Linked DNA regions of Homo sapiens: region 2 is linked to region 1. A link is an interaction called in ENCODE POLR2A ChIA-PET data of the cell type or tissue named here. Cell type or tissue: HepG2. All regions are shown on one strand. Each heading gives the region's core, and the rest is flanking DNA. Links, peaks and the distances in the headings are about the cores only.

Region 1 (7,944 bases), core at 2,861-5,360:
CCACAGAGTCAGTGACCTCGTCTGTGACCAGCATTACTCAGACATCAAGCCTTCCACTGAGGGCAAGGTCAGGCCCAGGGAAAGGGGGGTTGGGCCCTGAGGTGAAATAGGATGCTCAAACCTGCTTCTTTCTCCCAGGTGATTTTCAAAGTTCTGGACCCAGCCATTCCAGTAGAGGATCCAAACAACCCTGAGATTCAGGGTAATCATCCCCAGAGGCAATCCTGTACCATTTGTGTGTCAGGACAGAGCTTGTAGATACTGGGGGAAACAGGCCCTGCCCCGAGTGGGCACCGGTGGGACAGGGCAAGTAGGCAAGCTCAGTCTTCCAGGGCCGTTCCCCAGCCCTGCCCCATCATGGTCCTTTTTGTGGCCTCCCATTTATACCCCATCACTGTTCCCCATACTTGTACCCAGTGTATAGGGACTGGCATGGGGAACAATTTCAATAATGACTCTGCCCCATTATTGAATCCCTTTGTGAGGCCCCATCATAGTTCCTCATTTCCTCATACCTGTCCCCCGTCTCTACTATCACTGCCCCTCATAACTCTTCCCTTTGTGGGCCCCCATCACTGCCCCTGTCATAGTCTACCTGTCATTGCTCCTCCAACTCCATTCATGACCCTGACCTTTGCCCTTTGTCCCTGCAGCTGCCTCTAGGTGGCACCAGGGCATCTCTGGATGTAACACCTTCCTTGTAAAGAAGTCTTTGTTAAAGACTCCTAGTAGGAGAGCCCAGAATCAGGCCAGGAGGGTACCAGAGCAGGACAAACGCCAAACTAGTTTTTTCTCTACACCCAATGGGCACTCCTTGCCCCCCTTAACTGCAGTTATTACCAGCTGCTCACCTTGAGCCCTCATGGTAGGTCTGCAAGCTGCTGTTGTTTTTCACCTCAGATCAGAAAAGAGGAGAGGCCTGCAGAGGAAAGATACAGGAGGTAGCGGACCTCCTGTATCTTAGTAATGGACCTAAGATGTGGAGCAGGGAGAGGAGCCATGGACCCATTCCTTTACCTATGTATTCATATAACAAGCACCCATTGAGCTGTACACTCTGTCAGGCATCTTCTGGGCAGTGTTTGATGGGAAGCAGCAGAAAAGGTATCTGCCTTCTTGGAACGGACATCAAGTCAGAAAGACAGTTGATAAATAACCCATCTGTGACCATGCATTGTTTAATGATGGGGATACATTCTGAGAAATGTGTCATTACGCAGTTTCATCGTTGTGGAAACATCTAGAGTGTACTTGTATAGCCTACCACACTTCTAGACTATCTGGTATAGCCTATTACTCCTAGGCTACAAACCTGTACAGCATGTGACTGTACTGAAAACTGTAGGCAGTTTTAACACAATGGTATTTGTGTATCTAAACATAGAAAAGGGACAGTAAAAACATGGTATAAAAGATGATAAATGGTACACCTGTATAGGGCACTTACCATGAATGGCACTTGGAGTGAGTCAGTGAGGAGTGGTGAGTGAATGTGAAGGCCTAGGACATTACTGTACACTACTGTAGATTATAAACACTGTACACGGGCTATACTAAATGTATAAAAACAAATTTTTTCCTTCTTCAATAGTAACCTTAGCTTTCTGAACTTTTTTTACTTTACAGACTTTTAACTTTTTACAGCTTTTATAACACTTAGCTTAAAACACATGTAGAGCTGTACAAAAATATTTCCTTTCTATCCGTATTTGATAAGCTTTTCTCTGTTAAAAATTTTTTTTTTACATTTTAAACTTTTTTGTTAAAAACTAAGACACTGCCAGGCGCGGTGGCTCACTCCTGTAATCCCAGCACTTTGGGAGGCGGAGGTGGGCGGATCATGAGGTCAGGAGATTGAGACCATCCTGGCTAACACAGTGAAACTTCATCTCTACTAAAAATACAAAAAAATTAGCCAGGCATGGTGGCCTGCACCTGTTGTCCTAGCTGCTGGGGAGGCTGAGACAGGAGAATGGCGTGAACCCAGGAGGCGGAGCTTGCAGTGAGCCAAGATAGTGCCACTGCACTCCAGCCTGGGTGACAGAGCAAGACTCCGTCTCAAAAAAAATAAAATAAAAACTAAGACACAGACATACACATTAGCCTAGGCCTACATAGGGTGAGGATCATCAATATCACTGTCTTCCACCTCCAGATCTTGACCCACTGAAAAAGATCTTTAGGGGCAGTAATATGCATGGAGCTGTCATCTATGGTAACAATGCCTTCTTCTGGATACCTCCTGAAGGACCTGCCTGAGACTGTTTTACAATTAATTTTTTTTTGAGACAGGGTCTCACTAGGTTGCCCAGGCTGGGGTGCAGTGGCACCATCTCTGCCCACTGCAGCCTCTGCCTCCCAGGCTCAAGTGATCCTCCCACCTCAGCCTCCCGAGTAGCTGGGACCACAGGCCTGTGCCACCATGCCTGGCTAAGTTTTTTTCTTTTTTTCTTTTTTGAGATGGAGTTTTGCTCTTGTTGCCCAGGGTGGAGTGCAATGGCGAAATCTTGGCTCACTGCAACCTCTGCCTCCCGGGTTCAAGCAATTCTCCTGCCTCAGCCTCCTGAGTAGCTGGGATTACAGGCACCCGCCACCACGCCCAGCTAATTTTTTGTATTTTTAGTAGAGACGGGGTTTCACTGTGTTGGCCAGGCTGGTCTCGAACTCCTGACCTCAGGCGATCTGCCCGCCTCAGCCTCCCAGAGTGCTGGGATTACAGGCTTGAGCCACCGTGCCTGGGCTTTTTTTTTTTTTCTTTCTTTTTTTTTTTTTTTTTGATGGAGTCTCGCTCTGTTGCCCAGGCTGGAGTGCAGTGGCGCTGTCTCGGCTCACTGCAAGCTCTGCCTCCCGGGTTCACGCCATTCTCCTGCCTCAACCTCCCAAGTAGCTGGGACTACAGGCACTGGCTACCATGCCTGGCTAATTTTTTGTATTTTCAGTAGAGACGGGGTTTCACCATATTAGCCGGGATGGTCTCGATCTCCTGACCTCGTGATCCACCCGCCTTAGCCTCCCAAAATGCTGGGATTACAGGCATAAGCCACCGTGCCCAGCCTAATTTTTGTATTTTTTTGTGGAGACAGGGTTTCACCATGTTGTCCAGGCTGGTCTTGAATTCCTGAACTCAAGCTAGCGCCCACCTTGGCTCCCAAAGTTCTGGAATTATAGGCGTGAGCTACAGTGCTCGACCATGTTTTACAATTACTTTTTTTAAAAAGTAGAAGGAAAGCTGGGCATAGTGGTACATGCTTGTAGTCTCAGCTACTCAAGAGGCTGAGATGGGAGGATTGCTTGGGTCTGGGAATTCCAGTCCAGCCTGGGCAACATAGAACTTTTCTCTAAAAAAAAAATAAACATTGGCCGGGCACAGTGGCTGACACCTGTAATCCTAGCACTTTAGGAGGCCGAGCGGGCGGATCACCTGAGGTCATGAGTTCAAGACCAACCTGGCCAACATGGCGAAATCCCGTCTCTACTAAAAATATAAAAATTAGCCAGGCGTGGTGGTGCACACCTGTAATCCCAGCTACTCGGGAGATTGAAGCACGAGAATCACTTGAACCTGGGAGGTGGAGGTTGCAGTGAGCTGAGATCGCCCCTCTGCACTCCAGCCTGGGCGATGGAGCTACACTCCATCTGAAAAATGTTTTTAAAAAGATTAAAAAAAAAAAACTAGAAGACACACACTCTAAAATAATGATAAAAAGTATGGCATAGTAAATGCATAAACAAGTAGTAGTCATTTATTATCATGAAGTATTATACACTGAACATAATTTTTTTTTTTTTGAGACAGGGTCTCACTCTGTTGCCCAGGTTGGAGTGTAGTGGCATGATCTTGGCTCACTGCAACCTCCGTCCCCCAGGTTCAAGTGATTCCCCTGCCTCAGCCTCCAGAGTAGCTGGGATTACAGGCACCCGCCACCATGCCTGGCTGATTTTTTGTATTTGTTTAGTAGAGACGGGGTTTCGCCATGTTGGCTAGGCTAGTCTCGAACTCCTGACCTCAGGTGATCCACCTGCCTTGGTCTCCCAAAGTGCTAGGATTACAGCTGTGAGCCACTGTGCCCAGCCTACTGTACATAATTGTATGTGCTGTACTTTTATATGACTAGCAATGCAGTAGGTTTGTTTACACAGTATCATCACAAACGTGAGTAACGTATTGTGCTACATACAACATTATGACAGCCACCATGTCACTAGACAATATGAATTTTTCCTCTCCATTGTAATCTGATGGGTGCACGATTGTAGTACCTATGTGGTTTAGCTGAATGATAGTAGATTTTTAGTTTGGACTATGGGATGACAAGCAGAATCCTTTACTGCATTAGGGAAGCAGGTTTCAGATACCTGATGATACCATGGTGGGGTGTCCAGGAAGTAGTGGGATGTGCAGGTCTCAGTTCAGGAGTAAAATCAGGATTGGAGAAAGGGGATCCTCACTACAGAAGTGGAATTATCACCATGGGGAAGGCTGTGGTCATCTTAAGACAGCATTCCCAGGGAAGCAGGGATGACAGAACCCCATAGCATGAGGGCAGGAGGAGTGGATACAAGGATGTGGAGAGGGGAAAGACTCCCCCATTCCTTTCCCTCCTCCCTCGTCATAGAAAGTGAGGACCAAGGCACCCAAGGTCTGACCATCTGTGTCTCCAGAGCTCCTGCATGTGACTAACCTCTGTGTAAACTTCTCCAAACTGCACACCCTGGGTGACAGGCCCCTGGGAGGCCTCAAGGGACACCCCTTCTACTACTATGCCTTCTATGAGCTTGTAGCCAAAGGCAGTTGCCTGTGCCTTGGGCACACCTCTAAGTGCAGGTCTGCACCTGGAACCCCAGCCAATGTGGTGAGGACAATGGGAGGGGCATTCTGTTGCTGGTGGGGTGGGCAAGCTGGGACTCCAGAGCAGGCCTGCCTTGCCCTCCTCCCTATCAGGTACATGGGCTTTGCATCTGTCCCCACCAGTCGGTGCACACTGTGAGTGCTGCCAAGACCTGCACCAGGATCATCCATGACATGCAGCAGAGCCTGGGCACCCCCATGCCTGCTGGGATGAATGCCATGCTCTACTCTGCCTGGCCATACCTGCCACAGGTCCGCCCACCCCATATCTACCTTTCTGGTTCTGCCTCAGAATGTGAGTGCCATGGGCATGTCTACAGTTGTCACTTTGACACAGCTGTGTGTCTGGTTATGTGAGTGGAGGTGTGTGTGATGTGTGTCAGCACAACACAGCTGGGCGCCACTGTGAGTTCTGCTGGCCCTTCTTCTACTGTCATCCCTGAGAGGATCCCTGTTCCCCTCGGTCCTGCAGACATGAGTCCTTCAACCCCTAATCCCAACACTGACTCTTATCCTTCAGCTCCATGGTGACCTCTGACCTAATTCCATCCTTAACCTCTGACCTCTGATCTAGCCTGTGACTGTGACCCTGTGGGTGTCTGGAAGGGGATTTGTGTGATGCTCACATTAATGAGATCCATGGCCTCCTCTCTGGGCAGTGTTGCTGCAAAGTGTGTGTATGGGGTCAGCACTGTGACTCCTACTGGCCTGGTCACTATGGCCTGAGCTCCACCCAACCTCAGAGCTGCCAGTGTGAGTGACACTCAGGGTGGGCCCCCGCCTCCATGTCCTCCTGGCTCTGCCCCCAGTTACTGCCCTGATAACACACGCACCTACCCACCTCACTGCAGTTCCATTAGCAAGCTAAGAGCCCTAAGCCTTCGCCTGCAGGTGTGACCCCAGGGTTCAGGTCCCTGGTACTCATGTCTGTTATCCCTCCAGTGGTACCTGTCACTGCAAATGCTTTGTCTCTGGGCAGGACGGTAGCCATTGTCTGGTGAGGCTTGGCCCACCTTCTGATTTAACCTTGACCTTTGGCACTGAGCTTCTTGGAGCTATAGCCTTATAATGAGTATAAGGCTATAGTTATCATGACTGTGGACTGAGCCTTGTACTTGGGTGGGTGCCGCTCACTGACTTGGTCACCAGGGTCAGCATCACTTTGGCTAGCTGAACCTGTATATGCCCTCAGGTGGGAGTTTCGGAAACAAAAGGGAAATTGATTAAACTTGTATTATACACTGGATTTAAAGGCTTTTGTCTTTGTTTTTGTTTTTGAGACAGAGTCTTGTCTTGCTCTGTCACCCAGGCTGGAGTGCAGTGGTGCAACCTCGGCTCGCTGCAACCTCCACCTCCCGAGTTCAAGCGATTCTCATGCCTTAGCCTCCTGTGTAGCTGGAATTACAGGCACACACCACCACACCTGGCTAATTTTTGTATTTTTAGTAGAGGCGAAGTTTTACCATGTCAGCCACGCTGGTCTCCAACTCCTGACCTCAAATGATCTGCCCGCCTTGGTCTCCCAAAGTGCTGGGATTACTCGTGTGAGCCACCACACCCGGCCAAAGGTGTTTTTTTGTTTTGTTTTGTTTTGTTTTGTTTTTTTTCCAGCAAACTTGTTTAGAGGAAGACTTAGTCCAAGGAATAACTCCATCCTCTCTTTGCCTCGAATGTTACAAACTCTTTGCTTAACTTTTTTTTTTTTTTTGAGATGGAGTCTCACTCTGTCACCCAGGCTGGAGTGCAGTGGCGCAATCTCAGCTCACTGCAACCTCTGCCTCCTGGGTTCAAGTGATTCTCCTGCCTCAGCCTCTCGAGTAGCTGGGATTACAGGCAACCGCAACCACGCCCGGCTAATTTTTTTTTTTTTTTAAGTAGAGACGGGGTTTCACCATCTTGGCCAGGCTGGTCTCGAACTCCTGACCTCGTGATCCACCCACCTTAACCTCCCAAAACGCTAGGATTACAGGCGTGCGCCACTGTGCCCGGCCTCTTGGCTTAACTTTTATTTAACCCTGGTTGTGTCCTCATCTCCTTCTTATGTCTCTCTGTGAAGTTACTCAGGAGTGCACCATGATCTTCTCTCTCACTTTCAGATGCAGTCAGAGGAACATTCAGGCCCTTTCTCACCCCTTTTCCCACCATAGGCAGACCCAATATAAGACTTATCAGGCCCCTCCCCTCCTCTTCCTGTCCAGATCTTCTTGCCTTCCCCAACCCAACTACAGTCTCCTACAGCCTGAGTTCTAGGGTCTGGGCAGTGACCCCGCCCCCACCCAGGCTGCTGGCCCTGTGACTTTAACTTTGCAGATGCTACAGTAACAGGTACAGGGCGGGGCCTGGAATTCATGGTCAAATGGCAAGAATCAAGACTTCACCCTGACCCCTCCTCACCTCTGTGCTCCCTCAGGTATTCTGCAGTGGTGAGTCTCTGCATATCCCACCCCCACCTCTGTGGCTGCCACTGCCATGAGCACTAATCTGGGTATTTCTTTTTCTTTTTTTTTCTTTTTTTTTAATTTGAGACAGCGTCTTGCTGTGTCGCCCAGGCAGGGTGGCATGCAATGACACAAACTCAGCTCACTGCAACCTCCGCCTCCCGGGTTCAAGCGATTCTCCTGCCTCAGTCTCCCGAGTAGCTGAGATTACAAGCATGCACCACCACACCTGGCGAATTTTTGTATTTTTAGTAGAGACGAAGTTTCACCATATTGGCTAGGCTGGTCTCGAACTCCTGACCTCAGGTGATCCGCCCACCTTGGCCTCTCAAAGTGCTGGGATTATAGGCGTGCCACATGGCGCCTGGTCTAATCTGGGTATTTCTGTGCTGCCCTTGGCCACAGCTGAAGCCAAACTTGGCCAGGTTCTCCAGCAAGTATAAGTATCAGGAGGGTCAGAAGCAGAAAGAAATCAAAGCTCAGACACTGGGGCTCACTGGAAGAAGTGAACGTCCAGATAACTATTTGGAGGAAGAGTCTGAGCAGGGTTGGAAAGACTTGGAAATCCAGGTATGGGTGTCAGCATGGTCAAAAGTTCAGTGTCTTGGACAGAGGCCATATTATTCCCAGGACAGTATGGGAAAGGACTAGGACTCC
Region 2 (2,898 bases), core at 399-2,898, 310 kb before region 1:
AACCAGTTGGAGGGCAGAACCAAAAATGAGGTCTGGGCCAGGCTCAGTGGCTCATACCTGTAATCCCAGCACTTTGGGAAACTAAGGCAGCTGGATCGTTTGAGCTCAGAAGTTCAAGAGCTGTCCATGGCCATACCACCCTGAATGCACCCAAGCTCGTCTGATCTCAGAAGCTAAGCAGGGTTGGGCCTGGTTAGTACTTGGATGGGAGAAGTTTGAGACCAGACTGCGCAACATGTTAGCAAGACCCCCATCTCTACAAAAAATTAAAAAATTAGCAAGGCATATGGCACCCACCTGTGGTCCCAGATACTCAGGAGGCTGAGGTGGATCACTTGAGCCTGGGAGGTGGAGGTTGCAGTGAGCTGCAGTCATGCCACTGCACTCCAGCCAGGTGACAGAGTAAGATCCTGACTCAAGAAAAAATAAAAAGGCTGGGCGCGGTGGCTCATGCCTGTAATCCCAACACTTTGGGAGGCTGAGGTGGGTGGATCACGAGGTCAGGAGTTCCAGACCAGCCTGACCAATATGGTGAAATCCCTTCTCTACTAAAAATATGAAAATTAGCCAGGCGTGGTGGTACACACCTGTAATCCCAGCTACTCAGGAGGCTGAAGCAGGAGAATCACTTGAACCCAGGAGGCAGAGGTTGCAGTGAGCTAAGATTGCACCACTTCGCTCCAGCCTGGGCAACAGAGTGAGACTCCGTCTCAAAAAAAAAAAAAGAAAGAAAGAAAGAAAAAAAAAAATGAGGCCTGGGTTACTCCCAGGAGCAGCTACTCAAAGGACCCATGTGGTATGGAATGGGGAGGACTGATCAAGAGGCAAAGAATGAGGATCTTCGGGCCTGTCAGTCCCCAACTCTCTTGGGCCTTCAGCCCCCAGTGTTTCATCCACATAGACCCTCAACCTGAGGATTCAGGAAGATTATCTGATTAAGGTTTGTCTCCTCCACTGAAGTATGAGCCCTTGATGCTAGAGACCAACTTGCTTGGCCCCACATAGCAACCACCACCTAACAGCAAGTGGCAGATAGCAGAGGCTCAATTTTGGTTTTGGAAGGAAGGAAGCAAGTTGCTACTCCAAAGGTCCATGCCCTGTGCAAAGCCCAAGGCAAATGTCCTAGTGTTTGCTTGGGGCTCATGTGACTTAAACTAAGACCTTGATTTTAGTTAGAACAAATCCAAGGGACATTACGTGGACCAAACTTTCTGATGGTCCTAGGATTCCAGGGCTTTTTACCCTGGCGTGTTTCTGAGAAGCTGAGGGTCAAGGACCAGTGCTCATCCTCAGATTCTTCCCAGGGGAGGGAGGCCTCTGCTGCTGATTCCTCTCCAGGCCTGACAGAGAGGGGCAGGGGCTGGTGCTGGTCAAGGGTGGAGGCTCCTGACCCAAATGCCAGGCCCACAGGCCTGCCTGAGGCAGAGGGCTAGCAAGCAGGGCCAGCCAAGTCACGGCAAGGGAGGAGTCCCTTTTGTCTGGATTTAACAGAAGGCTGATTGTTTGGCAGCTCTGGCAGAAAGAAAGGACTGATAAGTTCATCCGAGATAAACTGCCAGTAGGCGTGTTTGTGGGTCACCACCAGCCTTCCCAGAAGCCAGTTCCTCCCCTTGCAGGGCCCTCCACTCCAGCACTTCCACCAGACCCCTCCATACATGGCTGGCAAAGAGCATTCCTCCAGTCAACTGGGCCACAGCTTCCACACCTGTCCCTCTAGGAACAGAGAGTCCTATGGGGCAGGAACCCCATAGCAAGGGGGACTGTTGGTTGAATAAATAAAAGACACCTTTCTTTTTTTGAGATGGAGTTTCGCTGTTGTTGCGAACTCCCAACCTCAGGTGATCCGCCTGCCTCAGCCTCCCAAAGTGCTGGGATTGCAGGCGTGAGTCACCGCACCCGGCCTATTCTTTTTTTTTTTTTTTGTGACAAAGTTTCGCTCTTGTTCCCCAGGCTGGAGTGCGATGGCGCAATCTCGGCTCACTGCAACCTTCGCCTCCCGAGTTCAAGCGATTCTCCTGCCTCCACCCCCAGAGTAGCTGGGATTACAGGCGCCTGCCATCACGCCCAGCTAATTTTTGTATTTTTAGTTGAGACGGGGTTTCACCATGTTAGCCAGCCAGGCTGGTCTCAAACTCCTGACCTCAGGTGATCCATCCGCCTTGGCCTCCCAAAGTGCTGGGATTATAGGCGTGAGCCACCGCGACTGGCCTTCTTTATTTTTATTTTATTTATTTATTTTTTTTAAACATTCTCCCTCTGTCACCCAGGCTGGAATGTAGTGGCGCAATCTTGACTCACTGCAACTTCTGCCTCCTGGGCTCAAGTGATTCTCCTGCCTCAGCCTCCTGAGTAGCTGGGAATACAGGCGCAGGGCCTGCCACCATGCCTGGCAATTTATTTATTTATTTATTTAATCTTTTTTTTTTTTTTTGAGACCGAGTCTTGCTCTGTCGCCCAGGCTGGAGTGCAGTGGTGCGATCTCGGCTCACCGCAAGCTCCGCCTCCCGGGTTCACGCCATTATCCTGCTTCATCCTCCCGAGTAGCTGAGATTACAGGCGCCCACCACCACGCCCAGCTAATTTTTTGTATTTTTAGTGGAGACAGGGTTTCACCGTGTTAGCCAGGATGGTCTCGATATCCTGACCTCGTGATCCACCCTCCTCTGCCTCTCAAAGTGCTGGGATTACAGGCGTGAGCCACCGCGCCGGGCCAATATTTATTTATTTATTTATTTATTTATTTATTTATTTATTTATTTATTTATTTGAGACGAAATCTCACTCTGTGGCCCAGGCTGGAGTTCAGTGGCTCCATCTCTGTTCACTGTAACCTCCGCCTCCCGGGCCCAAGCGATTCTCCTGCCTCAGCCCCCTGAGTAGCTGGGATTACAGGCGCCC

What was found. Peaks named below come from ENCODE experiments on the same cell type or tissue, not always from the same donor. Only the 100,000 strongest peaks of a DNase experiment are listed, where the experiment ranks them.
Region 2: POLR2A ChIA-PET joins it to region 1 with 7 read pairs; 4 of 35 experiments call an interaction of 5 or more read pairs at or near these places.

Annotation. Positions count from the first base shown.
Region 1 is chr3:49,151,010-49,158,953 of GRCh38, reverse strand. It overlaps the pseudogene LAMB2P1. Among named protein-coding and RNA genes, the nearest start is that of CCDC71, 11 kb to the left of the region's middle. In HepG2, for the core only: no CTCF peak of the experiment used is centred there; no DNase peak of the experiment used is centred there.
Region 2 is chr3:49,464,456-49,467,353 of GRCh38, reverse strand. It overlaps the pseudogene RNA5SP130. Among named protein-coding and RNA genes, the nearest start is that of DAG1, 4.4 kb to the left of the region's middle. RefSeq lists an enhancer at 2,101-2,601. In HepG2, for the core only: no CTCF peak of the experiment used is centred there; DNase peaks (open chromatin) are centred at 1,133, 1,523, 1,983 and 2,270; H3K4me3 peaks cover 729 bases.